Regions from separate parts of the Homo sapiens genome. Here regions 2 and 3 are each linked to region 1. The links are chromatin loops, found by intact Hi-C in ENCODE. Cell type or tissue: dorsolateral prefrontal cortex. All regions are shown on one strand.

Region 1 (8,000 bases):
AGACCCTCCAATGGTTGGCCTGCAGCCAGGCTGCAGGCACATGATTACTACCTGGCCCCTCTGCTCCCAGCTGAGCAGACTCTCTCCTTTGCTGCGCCTCCTGCTCTCTCCCTCTTCATTCCCTCTTTGTCCCTGCTGCGTCCTCCAGCTCTCTGAATACCTACCTTCCAGCAGTTTGTCGGCATCCCCACCCTCATCTAATGAAATGCTCACTCCCTCTTAGCACTAGATCACCAACCTACAGCTTGTTTTTTATATTTATTGTGTAATTTAACTTGCCACCCAAGTTGTGAACTCCTGGAGAACAAGAGATCATGTTTAATTCTTATTTGCATATTCTACATATTAATTCATCAAATATTTACCAAGCCCCTTCTCAGTGCCAGGCACTGTTCTAGACATTGGGGATACAGGATGAAGAAGCTGGTTGGGATATTTGCCTTCCAGGAGCTTACATTCCGCTGTGGGGAAGCGTGTAAGAAACAAACAAAGTAACCAATAGCCAGAGGAACCTCAGATTTTGAAGGATCTTGACCAGTTTTACTTTTCTACCTTTACAGATCCCCTATCATGAGATTGGGATGCTAAAATCAAGACGTGAATTGGTGGAATATTTACAAAGAAAACTGTTTTCTCAAAACACTGTTCATTGGTTGCAAGAATGAATACTGACTTCAGAACTCAAACAATGGAAGAACTTGCATTTTTATGGAACTCAGTATTAAAAGAAAAATATAATGTGAATTAGCCACTTTGCAGAATATGTTCTAGACTGGTGATCTGAAAGCATCTGTAGTTTTCCTTATACTATGTATACATTTATTGTGGTAAAATTTAAAATTAATTTTAATTTAATACTAGTGTCATAGATACTTTTTGTACATCAAACAATTGATCATGTGCTGTAAAGGAATTCAATGAATAAATGTTATTTTTAAGTATTTTGTCATAGTTATCTGCTAAATGAAAATATTTTGCTCTTTAGAGACCTTTTGTTTTCTAACAGATGGAGGAAATTTTTTCTCTTTGTGTGCTGTGAGTGGAAGTGAGATTTACCGTAAGGAAAAGGAGCAATGAGAAATAGAGTACAGTGCTTTGGATATAAATATTATAGAATTATGCAGAAACAATCTTCTGGTTAATGAGATATATTAGTATGGAAACTTTTTTTTAATAAATATTTAGAGAAATGGAAAAGCAATTTAGGTAGGTTTTTTGGGGAGCTGTTTGATTGGAGGGAGGATCTTCTAAATTATAAATCAAGAATGAATTAAATTGTCATTAGTTCATTGCAGAGCCTTCATTGCCTCATCACAGTCAGGTTACAGTTTCAAGGAGAAGAGGACAAGAGAGCCGACTGGAGTAGCAGAGTGTATTTTTTGAAGGAGGGAGGAGGGATACAATTGAACCTGTAACAGGTTGAGATGATAATTACATAAAGCACTTAGAAAAGTGCCTTGCACAGAGTAAGCACACAGTGCAAGTTAGCTGGTGTTAGTCTGAACGTCTACCCCATCATGGTTTTTACTTCACTTTAGCTTTTTGGGTCTATTTACTTATCTTTAGAACAGGAAATGGAAACTAGATGAGCTAAGATCATTTTTTGTCTCCAATTACAAAGAAAGAGAGAGGCAATGGAAGCAAATTGAGATTGAGCAGGAGATAAGCACGGTAGATTCTGATGTATCCGGGTACCCAGCTGACCTTGCCGCTCATTTGGGACCTGGCTTGGAAGGATTCTCACAGCTCTCTGAAATCTGGGTAATTAGATGATTTACACTTTTTCACAGCTCTTAGATGACTTAAAACAGGCATTCCTGACACTGAGCCTAAGATCTGTTCCAGATCATATCAGGCCTCAGAAACCCCTTTCACACCTCCTTGCAGCTAATATCCAGTCCTGTGTCTTTTTCTGCCTTTTTAGTGAACTCAGGTTCCCTCCCTGGCCTCTGGTCCACCCTCACTGTGCTGTACACCTCTTCCTATGACTCAGCTAATTTTTGGTGCGAAACTCAACCCAGCAATGTGGTGTGAGGTTAAAAGCATTCAGTTTAAGGAGCAGAAAGGGACTTAACCAATTAAACAGCCACACGAAGAGGTAATGACGGTCTGTTATAAATGCTATGAAGAAAAATACAGCACGAGCGTTCTTCACCTGTGCTGTTGATGTAAGTCCATCTCATCCATTGCAAGCTTTTCCCTGTTTGCTCATCAGAATCAGATGCTCCTCCTTCTGCAGTTTTCACTTACAGCCTCTGCTGATCCTGTCTCATTTGGCTCTCCCCTACCCTCTTCACGTACGCATTCAGCAGACAGTTCTGATCACGCTGGGCACACTCAATGCTCCAGCTCTAGGGCCAAATAGGAAAGAGCCCCTGCCCTTGAGGGGCTTGAAACAGGTGAGATTAGTGAGCAGGCGATGGGAGTGGTGAGGCCTCCGGCACCCTGACACACAGTCAAGGCTCTGGGAACACAGAGACCTCATGCCCACCTGGGCAGTGAGAGAGAGCCTCAGAGTGATTTGTAAGCTGAGTTTTAGAAGGAAGAGAGCAGGGTCTAGGGGCGCAATTGTCAATGGCTGGAACACCCAGTGTAAAGCATACAGGGTTGGCCCAGGGAGGGAGGCTAGACCTGCCTCTGGCCCTGTTCAAATTTTAATCCCGAAGTACATGAAAATAATTTAGGCTAATAGAGAGATATAAGGTTGCTGGTGTCACTAACGAGCAAATTTGACAAGCTTTGTCAAATCATAAAGCTAAGTCCTTTTAAACTGAATTCTCATGCTGATGAATTCATTGGTATGTCTATACCTGTACAAACAAAAGTGATCTGAATGTGTCAGTTGCAATTACATATTCAATATGATGGCTCTTGCAACTATATATTTGATAATATTTTTAATAATTGCATAACCTTTCTATATTTGTTTTCAAAAGTAAAGCAAAGCAAGAAAAATGAATGAAAAAAAATTGTTTTACTTGCTAGCACAACCCCTGCAGCAACAGTGATAGTCTTTGGGCCTATCAATAGGGGGCAGCAAAGTTCAGGACTTTGGGCTGCAGCAGTTGAAACTAGAGGATCTCTGGAGGAGAGAGTGGATCCTCTCTGAGTGTGTGTTGTGAGTGTGTGTGTAGATGGCAGGCAGGCAGGAGCTGTGGAAGAGTGTGGTGACAGTTCTGCCTGAACAACACAGGCAGTCTTCTTTACCTTTCCTTGCCTTCCTCTATGTGAGGAATGTGCGTCGCTTGGGTACATGTGGACACTTGAAAGATATTTGATAGAATTCTGGGAAAACGGAAGCAGTCAGTTCCTCCTAAAAAAAAAATAAATAAAATTAAAAAAAAAAAAAAGTATACCTACCAGAAGATGATGTGCGCAAATCCAGAGAGGGGTCTTGGCTCAGTGAGGAACCAGGCAAATTATCCCCTTAGGGCTGCGATCTCCCAAATTGGGAATGTGCCCACCCCCATTTGGAGTCTAAATACTTAGTGTAGATAGTGAAATGAGACACGTCTTGTAAGCTGTTTAGCCCAATTCCTGGAAAATAGTAAATACTCAGTGAACATTGGGTGCAATTATTGTTATTGGTACACGTGTGTTCCTTCATTCTCAGTTAAACTTTATCGTACAGCTCGCGGTGAAGGGTCATGTAAGGAATGGTCTGTAAGAAGGAACATGGCTAACTTGCTGGTCAGGACTTCTAGGGGTGCCACTGTGAGCCTTTGACAACTGCCTTTGTTAATTATCATCAAGGACATAGTGCTAAGAAACTTTGTTCTCTAAAGCCTTTGTTGTTTGAAATCAGAGCAATAAAATGGAACATCTAACTGTTGTCTATATGAGCTGAGCCACATGGGCCAATCTGACCAATGGAGAAGTAGCTTCAATATCCCCCTCAATTGCAGAGCTCTAGACGTGGGAATTTTGCATACAACGTTCCACATTTCTTTTCCCTTTGAGGGACCTGAATCGGCTTCTTAGGTCAGGGTTACTGTTAACTCTTTGGCACACTAACTTGCTGTGCTTGAGTCTCTCCAGCTCAGCTTCATTAAATTTTACCTAAATTCACCCCTCCCCAAATCCTACAACAGCCCTGTCTAGTCCTATGTTTGACTCGATGTCTCTAGGCTCCTGTGGTGTGCAGTCTCCCCTGCTGCACGAGTCAGGAAACCTGCCTTCATGTTGATGTTCTCCCCCTGTTGGGCTCCATCAAAAGAAATTTTGCCTTCATCCAGTACTTGTAATCCCATCCCAGAAAAAGCAAACATCTCCCTCCCACTCCCACAGTCTCCGATACAGAGTGCTCACAGTGTGTGGGTGGAGTTGATATTTTGGGTTCTAATGTTTACAAGAAACAATCTTAATAACCCTACTGTTTTTGCTTGTATTACAGGAAATTTTGAACACACATAAGAATTGAAAGAAAAGTATAAGAATTGAAAGAAAAGCTGGCTCAGTGGCTCATGTTGTATTCCCAGTGCTTTGGGAGGCCACGGCAGGAGGATTACTTGAGGCCAGGAGCTATGATCACGCCACTGCTCTCCAGCCTGAGTGGCAGAGCAAAACCCCATCTCTAAAAAAAAAAGTATAAGTTTGCAAGTTCCTCTATTCAGCATGAAAATTACCATAATTTTCCAATCATGTTTCATCTATTCTTTAACTTTTTCTTTTTTTTTTTTCCACTGGAATGTTTCTAGAGAAATCCAAGCTATCATATTATTTTATCCTAAATACTTCAGTATTCATCTATAATTGATAAGCTTTTTTTCTTTTTTTATCTAATCATTCAGCCATTGTTACAAATAACAAAATTAGTTATTATTCCCTGTCATCATTTAATGTGTAGTCTATATTCTAAATTTCCTGTACTATCTCAAAAATATTTTTTAACTGTTGATGTTTTTGAATCAGGATCCAAAGTCCACGTATGACTTTTAGAGATTCTACCACTGAAGTCTCTTATGTCTCTAACTGCTACTCTTTCTCACGTAGTTTTCATGTCATTAAGTTATTGGAGAAATTAGATCAATTGCCCTGTAGAATGTCCCACACTGTTGATTTGGTGTTGTCTAACTTGTTTCTATATCTATCTGCTGCATTTCCTATTAAACCAAAGGGCAGATCCAGAGACTTGCTTCAATTTGGCTTGAATGCCTTGGGAATGATGCCAGAATATAAAAGCAGGCAGAAGAAGGTGAAAGACTAGACTGGCTTAGCCTCCCAGCCTACCTCTTTCTCCCGTGCTAGATGCTTCCTGCCCTTGAACATCAAACTCCAAGTTCTTCAGCTCTGGGACTCAGACTGGCCTCCTTGCTCCTCAGCTTGCAGGTGGCCGATTGTAGGACTGATATGGTTTGGCTCTACGTCCCGACCCAAATCTCCATAATTCTCATGTGTTGTGGGAGAGACCCGGAGGGAGATAGCTTGAATCATGGGGGTGGTTCCCCCATATTCTCGTGGTAGGGAATAAGTCTCATGAGATCTGATAGTTTTATCAGGGGTTTCCGCTTTTGCATCTTCCTCATTTTCTCTTGCCGCCACCATGTAAGGAGTGCCTTTCATCTCCTGCCATGATTCTGAGGCCTCCCTAGCCATGTGGAACTCTAAGTCCAATTAAACCTCTTTTCATCCCAGTCTTGGGTATGTCTTTATCAGCAGAGTGAAAACGAACTAATACAGGGAACTTGTGATCACGTGAGTTAATACTCCTTAATAAACTCCCATATAAAAAAATATATATAATATATATCTTTACATAGATATATATATACATCCTATTAGTTCTGTCCCTTGAGGGAACCCTCACTAATACACTATGTTTAACCCAGCCCCAGTGTGTGTCCTTACTCTATTAATTTGCCTCCTTTGAGAGGAGGGTTTTTATGCTTCTTTCATCCTCCCCTTCTCCGGCACAGAACTTTTGAGTACGAGTACAGACATGAGGAGCCTAAATGTATGACTCTGTGACCTTGTATTCCACTCATGTACCTGGGAATATATAATAAGATCATATAGGAAAATACTTTTTTAAAAAGAGTATTTTTAAAAAAGGAACTAAAGCCTCTTAATAATCAAAATTGCCAAAGTCTGCCTTGCCCATGGTTTCATCTGTCTCTGGTAACCTGCCCTGCATCCTCAGGGCCTCACATCTCATTCCACCCTCATCTCTGGTGGACCATTCCGTGGGGCTATGACTCACCTCATGAAAGAAGCATCTCACCTCCAGTACATGCCCCTGTCTTTTGCTGTCAGCCCTAGGGCTCCTCGGACACCAAGGAGGCAAGACACTCCAGGGGAGACTGTGAGGCCCTGGGGCAGTGGTCGTACAAGTTCAGGAGTCAACAACTGAAGGAGCGAGCCTCCACCGAGCAGACAGGAGCAAGTGATGAAACATGCCTCCATGTTGATCCTCTGGGGCAATTCTTCAAGGCCTCTCCAGGCCCCTCAGAAAGGTTCATGACCATTCACCAGTTGCCTTCAGCAGTGACCTGGGTAGTGCATCCTTGGTGTCTCTCCTGCTTCTTGCTCCTCTTGGTCCCTCTCTCCTGTTCCCTGGAATTACCTCCCAAATAAACTCAGGCCCTTGTCTCAGACTCAAATATTTGACTTCCTACTGTATGCCTGTATGCCTGACTTGAGCCATCTGTATAAGTTTGTTCTCATGCTGCTATAAAGAAATACCTGAGACTGGGTAATTCATAAAGGAAAGAGTTTTAATTGTCTCACAGTTCAGTATGGCTGGGGTGGCCTCAGGAAACTTACAATCACGGCAGAAAGCAAAGGGGAAGCAAGGCACCTTCTTCACAAGGTGGCAGGAAGGAGAAGCACTGAACAAAAGGGGAGGAGCCCCTTATAAAACCATCAGATCCTGTGAGAATTCACTATCACAAGAACAGCATGGGGGAAATGGCCCCCAGGATTCAATTATCTCCACTTGGTCACTCCTTTGACATGTGGGGATTATGGGGATTACAATTCAAGATGAGATTAAGGTGGGGACACAAAGCCTAACCATATCTCCATCCAAGAAGAAAAAGATGTAGGTAGCCTTGCCCTCAAGAGCTCTTGGTCTAGGACATGACAAAATGTCACCGACTGAACTGAAGTTAGCAGATTCACATCTGTATAACTGTGTAAACTTTACTAATTTCTTTTACTAAGAAATTATCTCGGTCTCAGTTTTAGCTGAATTCCCAAGATAATTGGTTTCAAGTACTTTCACTTTCCAAAGTATGATACTGGGTCACCAATGCAAAGCTTACAAAATCTTGTGACCATTAGTTGACCTCTCTTGTGTATTTGGAGACATTGAGAGAAGTTGAGAGAGGCAGTAGATTATAAGGGCTTAAAAAAAAAAAACATATTTGGCTGCTGCTTTAATGAGGCCAAAAAAGCAAAAAAGTATGAGTCATGCCTTTCATGACTTCAGCCCATGGGAGAAAAATAAGAGCCCCTTTTCCTTTGCTTCACATGTAGGAGAGATGGTGCTCCATCTCCAAGCACCAGGGATATGTCACCCTCTCCAAGTGGCTCCAATGAGGTTGCTAGGTCCCCTGGGGCTTAGAGACATGGTGGGCAGGTGTCTGACCCTTGACTCATGGCTGACTTGTGTTCTGCCTGGCCATGGAGCAAAAAGATGTGTTAGTGGGACAAAGAAGGCACATGGGTTTCTCAGGAAGCTCATGGGGACCCACGAGAGAGACAGATATAAATAAAAAGAGAGAGAAAAAGCGTGGTGGCACCGGGATGTCTTAAATCCTGCCCAGAAGGATCTCTAGAACTCTGGAGACCTCTACAGAGTGGATCACCAGGTGCCTCAGAATGAGAGAGGCATCTTAAGCCACCAGCCTGCATCACAGAATGGCAGACAAGAGATTCCTACCTAGTTGCAGGGATGGGGAAGAAGGCAGGGCACTGCTCCTTCCATCATCTGTAAGATCTCTCCATCAGGCCCCCACCTATCTGTTCACCTTCACTTCCTACCAGTTTCTGGCTTCATG
Region 2 (8,000 bases), 1.0 Mb after region 1:
CCCACAGTGCACAGAATAAAACGGAGAATCAACACTGGGGAGTTAACAGAATTAGCACTTCCTCAGACAAGCTGCATAAAATCACCCAGAATGCAGGAAACATTTCCTATCAGAAGAAAAAGATTTAGATGTATAAGATAAACAAAAAATAGACATAGGATGTCCAATAAATGGAAACTCTAGAATGCCTGAAAACAAAACCAGAATCAATGCAGATCAAATGTGCTTGACTGACACCTCTCAAGGTATATAGAGGCTAATTCTTTAACTTTGATCATAAAACTCATTGCTTTTTTTTTTTTCATGTACTAGAAAGGGAGGCTTCTAAACTAATCATATATTGCACTGGTGTTAATCTTCAGATTGTAACCCAAAGTGTAAAAATGTATTCATTTTAAAAGAACCTAAGGATTTTGGGGGACATTTTGATTAGGTAAGACAAAATGTTGTCTAGTTATTCACAACAAGGTACAGAAACAGTTCTCTACGACTCAGGAAGCACTGATCCCCGGGGGGATAAGGATGCTGTCAGGACTGCATTCCTCAGAGGAATGGGAACAGCCACGAGGCTTAGGTGTCAGAATCACCTACTTCTGGAAGACAGAGGAATATTCGTGGACAAAATGGAATAGAAGAAAATGAAAGAGTCAGCGGAGGAAGGAGACAACTGTGTCCTTGAGGATCTGGCCAGGGAAACAACTGGGCCACTTGAACAACAGAGAGAACTCCGTGCAGGGGATTGGTCACCCGTGACGGAGGGGGCCGAGCAGCAAACAGGGAGGGTGAGCAACAGCAGAAAGCGACAGCCACCCCTGGCTGGAGAGGCAAATGGAAGAGGTGCACGGGTCAGCCCTGTGGGAGGGGAAGCCGGAACAACAGCAGGTCTCCCCAGGGGACACAGTGGTGCTGCCGCCGTGTGGGCGGAAAACATCGGCAGAGCAGAGTCGGGGGAAAGGTTCCCAGGTCCCCCACTCTGGACCCTCGGTGGTCTAAGGCACCCAGAGGCGGCTGACTGGGAGCCTTGGACTCGGAGCAGCGCGTAGAGGGTGAGGGGCCTGCACAGGAGGAGCGGCCGGGCGGTGGAGTGTGTCCTGCCTCGGGTCCTCCCTCACCGGGGCCTCGTCAGGGATCCTCACAGAGGTTTGGTTTGGTTTGCTGGGATTTCTAGGGAAGGCAGCCGGGGTTTCATACCAGCCTGGTGGGACAGGGCGCTGTGGGGGAAGAAGAAACTGCTTTGCAAACCCACTTTCAGCAGTGACTGAGAAAGTCAGAAGAAAGCAAGCTGGAGAATTGGCAGAGGTGATAGGAGCTGCCCACGCAGGCAGCCAGCTGAGCCAGCCACACTGAGGGAAACCTCGAGGGCAATGACTCTGGCCAAGGGACACCTGGGTGACAGATGGAAGCCCGATTAGCTGTGGTCCAAAAAAGGGGTCCTCCAAAAAGCATAATGGAGGCCATTATTGTGCAGTTATGAATGAGAAAGTGGCTGAGTTTCCTTCAGTGTGTTGACCTCCTACATGGTAAGCACTAACAGCATAGTATGTCCTCAACACCAGACTAGGGGAATGAGTCTGTCACCAGGGTGCACTGTCCATCTTCGATTAGTTTTCCAGCTCTTACAATTCACAGGTCCTTTTAAATATTAGAATGTATTTGGTGCCACAACTGAAAGCATCGAGCTGCATTTGTAATCACCACACTATCCACCTGATCCTCCCTTGCTCTGCTGCTAGCCAAGGCAACTGTGAGAGGCTGGACTGTGCACCTCCACGCTGTGAAGCAGCAACTCTCCTGTTTCAGAAACCATGGGTTCCATCGCCCAGCTCCTGGCTCTGCTCCCACTTAACAGACGTGGGTTGGAGCATCACTGTGGCCATCGCATCCTCGCGTGCAACAGACAGGATGCACGATTTCCCTCCAGAGCCTGTGTCAGTCTGCTTGCCTGTGGCACCTTCACACCAAGCAGGGAAGTCTGCATTTTATGTCTTGAAGCAAATGCAGCTGTGCTTATAGTGGTCACCATCCCCGTGTTGACGACAGGGTTGCAAGGCAGAAGTGGGGCACAGCGGAAAGTCCTGGCCCATTTTCCATCTCCAAGCCCCCTCCCCTTGATCTTACTGGAATCTTCCCAATGCATTCTACATCATGTTTTCCTCAGGCTGAGATCTCCCCTGTGCAAGAAACAGTCTGAATCCTAACGAGATGTCTAAAAAGAGGCAAACAAGCAGCTCTAAATAATTCTGCCGTGCTTTGAGGGACAAAGTGAATAAATGCTAAAACATCATCTCTTTAGTTCTCAGGTTCTTAAAAACTTTCTAAAAAGCTGCTATTACCCCAGAAACACACTTTGAATGTTTCCCACTGTTTGGAAAAAGCAAAATACTTTTAAAATAAATAATGTGTGTATGCATATTCTATTTAACTCCATGATTTTTACAGAAAATTTTGAAAAACAAAAAATTAACGAGGAAGTACTTTAGCACCTACTATGGTTTCATGATGAGCAAGAAAATCGCCCAAAAGACTATTAACAAAATGTGCCTCTGGGAAGTCACCCAAGGAATAGTTCTGGTTATATATGACTGTGTATAGTCTATAGAGTTCAGGAAACTTAATATTGAGTTAAATCAGATTAAACTATCCTGGTACACTTTTCTTTATTAAGTCTACTTCTAAAATGTTGCCATAAATAAATTATTCTAAATTGATGAAATGAAGTAGAATGGTTAACATTTAAAGAAATCCTAACGGGAATTATTTTTTAAATCACACAGTCACCTCCTGTTTTGTTTAACATGTACTTCTGCAAACATTTGGATTTTATTAAGAAATAACTAAATTTAGGAGAGAATTTTAACTGCATTCTCTAACATCGATTTTTAAAACTGCTGCATATGAACATTATTTCCAGAATGCAAAAACAAATGAAGTTTCTTATAGTCTTTACACGCGAACAGGCGCCCCTACAGTCTTCCTCGTTTATCACCCACCGCTCAACCACCAAGCTGTCGTGGGATGGTGGCGACCTCTAGAGGCCACACTTAGGAACTGTCTGATTTAAAGTTCAACCTCTCTAGGCTCTTGGAAGAATCAGCAACAGAGCTTTTCCTCTAGGCTCTTAGAATCGTGAATACACAGAGCTTTTCCTTTCTCTTTCATGCATCGCTGCTCACAGCCCAGGTACTTCCACCTAACGCAATCATTTTCTCACACTTTCATGGCAAATGCCTCCCTTTTCCTTTTTGCCATTCTTTCCAAAAAATAAAAATTTTTCTATTTATGAGTAAAAATGTTTAAATGACTCCAATTATGCTCAGAGCCTGTATGAAGGTAACGAAAAGGAAGACATTTGATGTGAAGTCAAACAATGTCACTGACTGCTAGCCCTTCATTCTCTCAAAAAGCCCCTTCACAGAAACTCCACAAATTCTATTTCCTAAGCATCAAGATTCCAACTTTTTAAATGCTATTAAATTGTTAATTATCTCTGTTAGTAATGCATTAGTTTATTTCTTAGTTATTGCAGATGCAGTAGTTTCTAGCATTTAAATATTTTTGTATTAATCAGAATGTGTTATGCTGCAGTAACAAACCAACCCTCAGATCTCAGTGGCTTTGCATAAAGCTCCATTTGACCCCCCACCCACTCACCCCACAAGTCTTCTGTGGTTTCAGCCACTATCTAAGGACTCTCAGCTTCAAGCAGCGACTTGGAGGCCCAGGTGAATTGCTCCTTATGGCTGCACCATTTGGATTGCATGGTTTCCAGGGCACTGCATCAGTGAAGGGAGAACTGAAGGGCCATGCCTCTTCTCTTAAATGCTTTAGAAGCCCAACGGTCATGCTGAGGACCACTCTCCAGAGCTTGCTACATGGCCCTGCCTAACCCCAAGGCTCTGGGAAATGTGGGTGTCACATGGATTTTCACTGAGCAATAAATGTTTCTGTCACACAGTATATTTGAAAAATATTTTAAGTTTGACATTCTTAAGGGAGGAATAGGTCTAACCCAAAATTTCAAGCTCGCTTATACCACTCTCCATCAGAAAATGCAATCTTCGTCAACTGTAAGCTGTCATAGTACCTGAATAAATGCAAAAAGGAAGGGGAAAAAAGCAGCTCCCTTCCAAATTAAATCATAGAAGAAAAGGATTAGTCAGGTACACTTCTGAGAGGAAGACATCAGCTAAGTCATTTGGAGCAAGGTGTGACTGGAAAGAAGCATAACCGACAGTGATAAGCTGCCAGGCAAGAGCTGCGACAATTCTTCACAGACCGCAAGCCACGCAGCACACTTCGGAATACAGAGGAGAGAAGTTAAACAAAGCTCAGAGCCCACTGCTCAACCCCGTTAGCCTCAGTGGAGAAACAGCACCTCCCAGTGATCCTTCCTCATATCACCTTTTTTTCCCCATTCTTTTGTTTGTTTGTTTTGTCTTTGGGTTTTTTGTTGGTTTGTTTTGTTTTATTTCTCATATAATCCTGCAGTTCCCACACAGGAATTTCAGTTCTGGGCTTTATTGCAATGCTTGAGCCCTAATACATTTCTGGGCTTTCAATTGCTTCCAGAAAAACTGATGAGCCACGCCCTTATGGGACCACCCATCACAGATGATTCTTCAAGTAACTTTGGAACAAATCAGTGCCCCTAAATAGAGACGCAGCAAAACAGCAAAATAGCCCATGCTGTTGAGATTATTCCACAAGGGGGCCGGCAACATCAGGCAGAAGAGGGAGGGAGGTGATGAGAGAATAAAGAAAACAAGATTTGTGAGGTTGACTCAGAGGAAAATTAGCTCTGTCCAGAGCCGCCTGCCATTAAACAGCGATCAAATACAAGTGGAGCGGGGTGAGATGCGAAGTTTTACCTTCTGGTTGTTTACATGAGGCCTGAAATGAGTTCTACTTTCCTTTCCCCTTTCTGCCCCATAGACACACATGTATGCACACAATCACATGTGCACACACAGAGTCAAGGACAAACATATGAGAAACCACTGGGTTCAGTAAGGAGGTCGCCAGGTGAGGAAGGAAGAAATCAAAGCAGACCCTGACGCTCACAGGGGGGTCAGGTTATTTTTCTCTTGGACATAAACATTCTCACAGAACAGCTCCCCCGGTGAGCTTACTCAGAGCAGGAGTAAGTGAGACAAACCAAGGAGCTTTATAATTTTGTCTAAGCACAGACAAAAACAAGGTCGCTGTACCACCTCCTGATTAGAGTGAGTGACAGCTGCTTCTTATCCCCTGCAGGCTTATCTTCACCGCAGCTTGCCCTCCCTACAGATGAGACTAAGACACATGGGGGAGACGCAATCATAGGATCTTCCCTGCTTTCTGACAGCAACCAATCCACAGCAAACACCTGCTGCCTTACACCCTCTCCCAATCACCCAACCAAAGCCCAAATCCTATACCTCCTTCTCCTACTGAGACGCCTTATTGTTCTTCACCATGTGTGTTCTTTCTTGTCAAAATGAGTAATAAACCCAGCTTGTTAACCTTTAGATATCCTCTTGGTGGCCTTCAGCTTGTGGCACTGACACAAGCATGAGACCCTCCTAGTTAGAGAAAATTGACAAGAATTTGCAAGGTGCTTTCCCTTCACTGTCCACACTTCCCAACCCCACCAGAAGATTATACATAAAAACAGGCTGGAAGGGGGAAGAAGAGACTTGGGGGGAATAAAATAAGCAAGACAGTTTGTTCCTTTTTGCCATTGCCTCTAAACATCTCATTACTTTGCATGATGTACAAACACACAAATAATGCACACACATACACACAAATAGCTCAGGAGGATAGACATGGATTTGGAAATAAAGAACTGATTCTCAGAAGACAGTGTGGCAATTCCTCAAGGATCTAGAACTAGAAATACCATTTGACCCAGCCATCCCATTACTGGGTATATACCCAAAGGATGATAAATCATGCTGCTATAAAGACACATGCGCACGTATGTTTATTGCGGCACTATTCACAATTGCAAAGACTTGGAACCAACCCAAATGTCCATCAATGACAGACTGGATTAAGAAAATGTGGCACATAGACACACCATGGAATACTATGCAGCCATAAAAAAGGATGAGTTCATGTCCTTTGTAGGGACATAGATGAAGCTGGAAACCATCATTCTGAGCAAACTATCACAAGGACAGAAAACCAAACACCGCATGCTCTCTCTCATAGGTAGGAACTGAACAATGAGAACACCTGGACACAGGAAGGGGAACATCACACATTGAGGCCTGTCCTGGGGTGGAGGGAGGGAGGAGGGATAGCATTAGGAGATACACCTAATGTAAATGATGAGTTAATGGATGCAGCACACCAACATGGCACATGTATACATATGTAACAAACCTGCACGTTACATGCACCTTAGAACTTAAAGTATAATAAAAAAAAATTTAATAATAAAATTTAAAAAAATTAAGAAAAAGAACTGATTCTCACCTATGTCTGGAGGTCCGTGAGTGGTAGACCCTACAAACATACTCAGCAATGCCCAGGCGAGCTGAGGACAGCACGGAGGTGAGAAGAGGCGTAACTGGATGGGAGGGCACAGACACCAGTGAAGCCAAATCTGGCACAGCAAGAAACCTGTCCCGATGTGTCATCAGAGGGCACCACAGAGAGCTAGAAAACGAGCTAGGATCCCAGCCACCCAGAGGCAGCAAAGCGAGTTGAGACTCCCCATTCTCAGAAGGAGCTTTCAGCTCAAGAAGCTACTGCATCCACTGGGGATCATCCATGCAAGGGGGCTGTGAGAAGCCACCTGGACCCCTAAAAAACAGGACTATTCCCTGGTATTGCTGGAGCCAAGAAAGGTGCGAGGTTGTTTAAGACTGAAAAAGAGCCCCGCAGAGATGTGTGCTCTGTCACCCTTGGAGCTCAGGCCATCTTGTGAGCTGACACCCTCTCTCAGCTTGGCCCCGTGGCAACAGACATGGTCAAACTTTGTAGATGTACAAGAGGGAGAAGGGGAGAGAAAACCCTTTAGGGGAGAAAACTTTGAAAAGCATCTCAATTTAACCCAATGGAAGCCAGAAGAGGCCAAGCAATGGACTAGACATGGCTGGAATACCTGGAGCTCAATAGCAGCAACAAGGAAAAATTTAAGAAAGAAATTAAAATGGTTCAGTAAACCTATTTGCTTAACATAAAAGAAGGCAGTAAAGGACCAAAAACAAGACGTACAGAAAAAAAAAAAATAGCAAAATGGTAGACAAAAGTGCAACTACGTCAATGGGTTAAATGCACCAAATAAAATACAGAGATTGTCAGAAAGACAAGTAAGACCTAATTGAAATACTGTCTATGAGAGATTCAAGTTACATTTAAAGGTGCAAATAGGTTGAAAGTAAAAGGATTTAAAAAAAAAACATGTATATTGTGAGAACAGTGGCCATAAGAAAGCTGGAGAGGCTATAGTAATATCAAGCAAAATAGATTTTAAGACAAGATATATTAGTATATTATCCTATAGGCCAAAGAAAAAAATTACAGGGGAAACTGGAAATAACTTGAACTGTCTCAGATATTTGGGGTTCACCATACCCACTAGAAAGACTATACTCAAAAAGACTAAAAAGGCCGGGCGCGGTGGCTCATGCCTGTAATCCCAGCACTTTGGGAGGCCGAGGCAGGTGGATGACTTGAGGTCAGGGGTTCAAGACCAGCCTGGCCAACATGGTAAAACCCCATCTCTACTATAAATGCAAAAATCAGTAGTACATGGTGGCATGTGCCTGTAGTCCCAGCTACTCAGGGGACTGAAGCAGGAGAATCACTTGAACTTGGGAGGCAGAGATTGCTGTGAACCAAGATAGCACCACTGCACTCCAGCCTACACTCCGGGCTAGATGACAGAAAGAGACTCCATCTCAAAAAAAAAAAAAAAAAAAAGAATACCAAGTTCAGGATAAGGAGAACTTAGATCCCTTTTTCTCATGCCTGAGGGGATGTAAAATGGGGCAGACACTTTGAAAAAC
Region 3 (8,000 bases), 600 kb after region 1:
CGCTAAGGGTGAAGGAGAAGGGGTTGAGGGGTACTTGCCCCTCTCCCAGAAAAGCAAAGAAGGGGTAGAGACAAGGAGAGAAGGGGTTGTGGTACTTGCCCCTTCCCCAGAAAAGCGGGACTTGCCGCTAAGGGTGAAGGACCAAGGCAGGCATCCCTGCGTGGTCTGACACCCTTGAAACATGGGTGTATAATCAGAGAGGCGTCCCTGCAATGATTAAACACCAAGGGGAGGCTGCCTTCCCAGTCCGTGACCGGCGCCGGAGTTTTGGGCCCACGGATAAAACGTGTCTCCTTTGTCTCTCCCAGAAAATTAAAGGAATTGAAATTAAGAGAAGGGAGAGATTGAAGAGTGGAAAGGAGAAAGTGGTTGAGGGACAGTGAGAGAGGTTGGAGAAGAGAGTAAGAAGAGGCCGCTTATCTGATTTAAAATTGGTGAGATGTTCCTTGGGCTGGTTGGTCTGAGGACCTGAGGTCATAGGTGGATCTTTCTCACGGAGCAAAGAACAGGAGTACAGGGGATTGATCTCCCAAGGGAGGTCCCCCGATCTGAGTCACGGCACCAAATTTCACACATATCCATGTGAAGAGACCACCAAACAGGCTTTGTGTGAGCAATAAAGCTTTTAATCACCTGGGTGCAGGTGGGCTGAGTCCAAAAAGAGAGTCAGCGAAGGGAGATAAGGGTGGGGCCATTTTATAGGATTTGGGTAGGTAAAGAAAAATTACAGTCAAAGGGGGTTTGTTCTCTGGCAGGCAGGAGTGGGGGTCGCAAGGTGCTCAGTGGGGATGATTTTTGAGCCAGGATGAGCCAGGAAAAGGACTTTCACAAGGTAATGTCATCAGTTAAGGCAAGGACTGGCCATTTACACTTCTTTTGTGGTGGAATGTCATCAGTTAAGGTGGGGCAGGGCATGTTCACTTCTTTTGTGATTCTTCAGTTACTTCCGGCCATCTGGGAGTATACATGCAAGTCACAGGGGATGCGATGGCTTGGCTTGGGCTCAGAGGCCTGACACATTGATTTACAGCCTTTCTTGTTTCATAATCTTGCAATATTTAAGTCTTTAAATTTCCCTCTAACCATGCCTTTAATTTCAAGCCACATTTTGGTATGTACTGGCTTACTGTCATTCAGTTTAAAATGCTTCTTTAACCTTCTATTGTAATTTTGGTGGGGACATTAGATATTTAGAAGTATAGTGCTTAATTTCCAACTGTGAAGATACCCTAGTTATCTTTTTTGTTATATTTAATTTAACTTCAATGGCATTAAATAACATGGTTCTAGATTATTTCACTTAAGTCTGAAAACATGAATTCAATCCTTAAAAATTTACTAATGCTTCCTTTATGGCTCAGCGTATGCACAGTTTTGGCAAATTGTTTGCATGCACATGAAAAGGTTATATTCTAAAGTTGTTGAGTAAAAGTCTATATACATTGTCTTCAGATCAAATTTGTTAATCTTGTTCAAAATTTTAATATTATGTTAATTTTTTCTGCTTATTTGGGTGTGTTAAAAGCATTTTTCTTCTTATTCTATCAGGCATTTTGCTTATCTTTTTAGTTCTGGTAAATTTTGCTTATGTTTTCGAGATATAAGCCTATACAATTCTTATGTATTCTTAATTTTTGAACTTTTATTATTGTGAAATATCTCCCTTTATTTCTAGTAAGGCTTGTTGTTTTAAAGTCCATTGTGTTTCACGAGTGGAGCTACACCATCTTGCTGTATGTGAACCGTATCTTTTTTCATCATTTTTCTGAGTTTCTTTTGTTGTGTTTCTATAAATTGCATTTAATTGGCATGCTTTTTTTCTAATGTGTGTATCATATTTTCAAGTTGTAACTTTCATGCGCGTCCGTGTGAAGAGACCATCAAACAGGTTTTGTGTGAGCAATAAAGCTTTTAATCACCTGGGTGCAGGCAGGCTGAGTCCGAAAAGAGTCAGCGAAGGGAGATAGGGGTGGGGCCATTTTATAGGATGTGAGTAGATAAAGGAAAATTATAGTCAAAGGGGGTTGTTCTCTGGCAGGCAGAGTGGGGGTCACAAGGTGCTCAGTAGGGGAGCTTTTGAGCCAGGATGAGCCAGGAGAAGGAATTTCACAAGACAATGTCATCAGTTAAGGCAGGAACAGGCCATTTTCACTTCTTTTGTGGTGGAATGTCATCAGTTAAGGCAGGAACCGGCCATCTGGATGTGTACGTGCAGGTCACAGGGGATATGATGGCTTAGCTTGGGCTCAGAGGCCTGACAGTAACATGTACCACAACTTCATTCTTTTTTACTGTCAAATATTTCATTTTATTTATCCATTCATCAGTTGATTACTATTATTACTATTTGCATAATATATATTTTCCATGATTTTGCTTTCATCCTATTTGTATACTTGAATTAAAATATGGCTACCCTAGACAGCATTAATAGGATCTTACTTTTTTTATCCAATCTGACATAATCCCTGCCTTTTGATTTGCTTATTTTATCCATTCACATTTAATGTTATTATTAATATTGTTGGATTTATGTCTGCCATTTTACATTTTGTTTTCTATACATCGTCTTTTTTTTTCTCTAGTTTACCCTTACTACCGTCTTTTGAATTAAGTGACTATTTTAAGGCAATAATGTAATTCTTTTGACAATCTTTTCACTATATTTTTTGAGTTAATTTCTTCCTGGTTGTTCTAGGGATGATAATATGCATATTAACTTGTCAAAATTAACTTCAGATTTATACTAAATTAATTGTAAGAAAATACATAAATGCTATTTATATGCCTATTTCTTTTCTTTTTCTGTGTTATTACTATTATGTCTATTATATCTATAGGTGTTACAATTGTGACAGAACACTATTACAGCTCCTGCTGCATAATTTTATGTCTTTTAAAGAAGGTTAGGGAAGAAAAAAAGAGAAAAGCTGTACTTAAAGAGTTGTTAAATAAATGAGTCAAAGACAGCTCTTGTATGTTGGCCCTGTTGTGTTTACTTCATCATGGCAGCCTGAGACGTTTAGTGGAAAATTTCTTTTACACAGGTTTTAATTATAGCCCAAGGAAGCAAAAATGTGGGCATTTAGAGCCTTCCTTTTCTGAATAACCCACAAAACTATGCCCAACACCTACTTGTAATAGGTAAAGTAAGCCTTGGGCAATAAAAACCCCAAACCACTGCTGCCTTGGATTTCTCTGACCCGGAGACCCTCCCTCTCATCATCCTGCTGAGCAATAGCCTCTAGATAAGTGAGCACTCTCCCCGGTTCCCCCACTCCTGCAGGAATCCCTGTGTACCCCTCCCCTCCTGGGCTGTGGCTCCCTGGCATTGTCTTTAGAAGGTCTCAGGCTCTGAGGAATTTTCCTCTCCCAGGCAATCCTCTCAAAGCAGCACTGAAATAAAGCTTGTTGTGCTTTACTGCCACCTCGTGTTCATATATTTTTCCTTGCTAGGCCCCAAATCCCTCAAACTCTCTGCAAGAGTTTTCGTGTTAGACTTCGTATTTACCTTTGTGGCTTTCTCCATTGTTTTCTTTCGATTTCAAGTTACCATTTGGTATCATTTCTTCACCCCAATATAGCTTTGGTCCCAAACACATCCTTGATCAAATATATTTCTATAGGTTATAAGCCCACTAATACAATTACATAAATGTTAGTTTATAGTATTGCTTTTTTATGTTAGTTAAGAGAAGAAAGGAGAAAAAATATGCAATCATGCCACCTTTTATAAGTACATGATGGCCTTTGCTGATGATCTGTGTTTTTATGTTGAGGGGAGGGATTTGAATTGCTAAGGTTACTTACTTTCAGTCTGAAGCTCAAATGCCGTAGAATCTCACTGTCCTTGGTGAGAATTAATAGATTTTCTTGAATAAGTGTTCCTTCATTTGTTACATGCCCTTAGGACAATTCCCAAGGGCATTCCAAAGATATATATATATGTGTATATATATATATGTATATATATATATGTATATATATATGTATATATACACATATATATATACATATATATATATACACATATATATATATACATATATATATATACACACACACACACACACACACACACACATATTATATATAAAACTATACATATCAAAATTTTAACCAGTGGTGGTTGGTTGTTTCTACAGGTCTCTTTACACTGCCATTCCAGAAGTCATTCTCTCATCTTTGTCTAATTTTAAAGTTAGTCTTGTTGTTTTTTTTTACCTGATAAACCCTTTGCACCTAAGTGCGGTGTTCATTGCATTTGTCCTCTGTGAGGTTCATGTATTCCTTTTCTGCTTTTTCCTCCCTGGGCTTTGCATCCACTGTCTCTCCATCTTCAGCCTAGATAATTTATAATTTGTCTTCAAGTTCACTAATTCTCTCCTCAACTAAATCTACTCTTGCTTTAACATTATCTGTTGAGTTCTTTTTAGTCATTCTATTTTTTAACTTTAGAATTTTCATTTTTTTGTATTTCCAAATTAATTCTGTTTTGTTTTTAAAAATTCATTTGTTAACACTGTGATTTTAACATCTGCATGTAGCTAAATTAACTGGATTTCTTTTTTTTTCTATTTTCTCTCTTTGTCCCTTGGTTTTCATTAATTTTGTTTTTTGGATATCTGATTTTCTGCGATTGAGTGTCACATAATTTTTTTTATTAGTTGTATAGACAATTTTAAGCTTTAGATTATCTTATATTTCTCCAAAGCATTTTGCAACTGGCAGGCAACTAGGTGAGTATCATTATCAGTCTCAGAACACTTAACCCCAACTAAATACTGGTATGAAAAAAATGTGAGCTTCAGTCCACACAAGAGCTGACCTTTTCCCATTTAATCCTTGATCCCACACGGCGAACCTCAAGACCCTAAGCCAAAGCTAGTGTGTTTTCTGGGACTTCTTGGTAGTCTTACCCCTCTTGTGTTGTGTCTTTTCATGGGTCTTGGGCCTGAAATTTCTCTGTACTTGGTAGCTCTTCAGTGCCTTCAGACAGATTTTTGTTTTGTTTTGTTCAATTTTCCCTTTTTCTTTTCCAGTGGGAGAATTAGTCCAAAACTCTTTCTGGTGTGCCATTACTAAAAATTAAACTTCATAAGTGTTTTTGGTGATCACCACTTAAATATATCTTAAGTCCACAGGGATAATACTAAAGTATAACTCATTAAGTATTTTTAGTAAGGTATTATTTAATGAATTCTAGGCATAGTATTTTCAGATTAAATAAATATAGGACTAGAGCCTAAAATTCTAAAGATATTGATATCTCACATTTCTCCTAGATAACCACTCCCTAATAGGTTACTTATACTTTTGTTAAAAGTACTTTTAAGAATCTGCAAAGTGCCAATTCAAAATTTACCACTGTAGTATACTTGGAATACAGATAAATTCTTTGTAGATACCTCAAGATTTTATAGCATGAAGAAATTATTTTGTCTGGAAACTTCATGATTATTTGTTCCTAATCAGAGGCATTAACTTTATAAATTACATGAACAGTTCTCATCAGTCTGGTAAGCGTACATTACAAATGCAGATATCTGCTCTGCAGAAATGAACTCTGTTATGTGAGTGCAGATAACAAAGAATCATAACCTGGTAGGACAGCATATCAGCAATGACTTATCCAAAGGACAAAATACAGGAATTAAGTGAGCACCAAGCCAAACACATCAGGAGCAATAATGCGTGTGAATGCCTGGTGACATTGAAGAAGTGACACATTTTTTGATGAGCTGAATGAAGACCTATGTGGAAGGTACCCAGAGGGAAAGTAATAAGATCTGAGGCTGCAGATGTGTGCAGAGAGTAGATCATCCAGTACTTGTAGGCCATGCTGAAATCCTTGGCTGATACCACACAACAGCCGTGAGTGAAATATTTGTGTGATTTAAGCAGAGAGATAACATCCCATTTTCATAGGAAAATAATTCTTCTGGTTTTGGTGGGGAGATTTAAATTGGAAGAGAAGCAATAATCATAGGTTATTAACTGCTCTGAAAGACAAAGTGAGAGTAGTATATTCTGTGATTACAGGATATAAAATCCATGCAGATGGAAAAAAACCATTTTGGATATTGTAGTCATACATAAAATTTAGAAACTTTGAAGGTCTTGGTCAGAATACCTCCGTTTTAGGAAACAAGGCTGTTTTAAGGAATTACGGTGGTATATATTGGAGATTGTCAATATTTACACATTAAGATCAAAGGCCACAGAAATAAAACATTGTTAAACCTGAATCAATGTTACAGTTGAAGGAATTTTAACTTTGGTTTTCTACTTCATTTTCATTTTGAGTGTTGTGCTGGATGGGGGCGTGGTCCCCCAACATCTGCTTGGCAAGAGTCCTTCAAGAAGCAATTTTCTCTCAGCCACAGCTTGATAGGCTGCCTATCTTCCTTTTTAGAAATCTACCCTTTGGCATCATATTATTAACTGCCCTCCACTACCACTGGTAGGAATCAGGATAGATTGAACAGGTGAAGAATTCCTAGTAGTTGTGAGCACTCAAGAACAGCACGTGTTGTTAAGTTTCATGTCATTGCAGAGAAGTGAAAAACCCTCTCTAGAAACAGACAAAGTGTAATTCCTAATGACATTTTGAGCCAGATAATTCTTGGTCATGGGGGCTTTCCTGTGCATTGCCCGATGGTTAGCAGCATCCAGAATCCCAGCCTCTAGGTTCAGCAGCACCCTTCTAGTTGTGGCAACCAAAACTGTCTTCAGTCACAGCCAAATGCCCCCCCTTAGATCAAAACTGTCCCTCTCATTTAGATTTCAGAGTTAGGGTTTTACTGTTTTGTTTTGATTATTATGATTGTTATTGAAAATTTTTATAATGGAGACTATTAGTTTTGTGTTTAATTATTTTAAATATACGATTAACTTCCTCCAATCAACAATTTCAGTTTTGGAACTTGAATGGAGGAATATTTGTTTCCATCATAGCAAAAATGAAACTTTCCAAAATAAGAAATTGGTTAAACAAATGTGCTATGTACTTAGGAAAAATTTCAAAATATCTATTACAAATATATAAGAAAAAGACCAATTTACATAGAAAAATACTCCTGATACATTGCAAAGTGAGTGAAAAAAAGCTTGAAAGCAACATGTAGAGTGTGATATTAAACTATATATGTATCTATATTTGTATACACTGCAAAGATACATAGCGCACTATTGAGATGGCATTTTATATAATTTTTGTCATTTTTATTTCCTTTGAGCATCTCTGCGTTCTTTATCTTTATGCTTTAGAAGCGTATTACATTGGCAGTGGCAAAAAAAGTAAACCACAAATGCTGTTCCATAAAATGATCACATGTGCAGAACTTTGTGTATTTTGTATTTAATATCTACTTACTTCTGAAATAGTATGACTGAAATCAGCATTATATTCCTACAAATCACAACAAACCTGCACACACCTCAAAGGATTTTCATTTTGAGAAAGACATGCGTCAACCTAATCACCCAATAACTCAGAACTACTAATTTAAAGTAACTAATTCTTAGCTTTTGTATTATGAGACTAACAAATTTCCATGTGATTAAGAGAAAAAAAAACACAGTTATTAAATTGACTAGGAAAAAAAAAACCCTGCTATGGTTCCCTCCCTGACTATAAAGGCAACAGATAATTACGAAGAAAATCACATTAAAATACAGAGAGAAAATGGACAAGTTTTAACAGTACTATTTCCTGAAAATGGAACTTTGCAATATATATTATTTTTCTGCTTTGATAATGTTGCTTGAACATTTACAAAGGAAGTTCAATAACAATGACATAATGGACTATTTGCTACTAAGAAAATAGAGATACAATGATATCTCCAAAACAATATAACTAGAGAGTATTTGAACTATTTGCAGGCTGTTATCATTTTACACCATCCAAGTTGCATCAAAAGATGAATTATTGTTTAATAGCTCTATGCTATTACAATATATGACTAATATGCTAACTCTAGTGACCATAAAATTTA

What was found. A loop is a pair of places that touch in the nucleus more often than their neighbours do. Peaks named below come from ENCODE experiments on the same cell type or tissue, not always from the same donor. Only the 100,000 strongest peaks of a DNase experiment are listed, where the experiment ranks them.
Region 2: it touches region 1 in a loop (3-fold over the local background); 2 of 110 quality-filtered maps call a loop at or near these places.
Region 3: a loop joins it to region 1, with 5 times the contacts of the local background. A loop is called at or near these places in 5 of 110 quality-filtered maps.

The regions. Positions count from the first base shown.
Region 1 is chr5:7,852,100-7,860,099 of GRCh38, reverse strand. FASTKD3 (FAST kinase domains 3) reads left to right here. Exons shown (of 7, transcript NM_024091.4): 7 at 561-941. The coding sequence ends at 665. It also overlaps a transcript of MTRR not described here. Among named protein-coding and RNA genes, the nearest start is that of CFAP90, 5.0 kb to the right of the region's middle. In dorsolateral prefrontal cortex, CTCF peaks have their summits at 2,817 and 3,025 (motif pointing right); a DNase peak (open chromatin) is centred at 3,069; H3K27ac peaks cover 833 bases.
Region 2 is chr5:6,816,075-6,824,074 of GRCh38, reverse strand. The region is part of intron 1 of LINC02236 (long intergenic non-protein coding RNA 2236); the gene reads right to left. Among named protein-coding and RNA genes, the nearest start is that of MIR4278, 7.8 kb to the left of the region's middle. RefSeq lists an enhancer at 359-943. In dorsolateral prefrontal cortex, CTCF peaks have their summits at 3,020 (motif pointing left) and 4,374; DNase peaks (open chromatin) are centred at 1,848 and 3,009; H3K27ac peaks cover 2,230 bases.
Region 3 is chr5:7,256,597-7,264,596 of GRCh38, reverse strand. No RefSeq gene overlaps it. Among named protein-coding and RNA genes, the nearest start is that of LINC02123, 87 kb to the left of the region's middle. RefSeq lists enhancers at 486-1,253, 1,427-1,975, 1,976-2,524. In dorsolateral prefrontal cortex, a CTCF peak has its summit at 3,440 (motif pointing left); no DNase peak of the experiment used is centred here.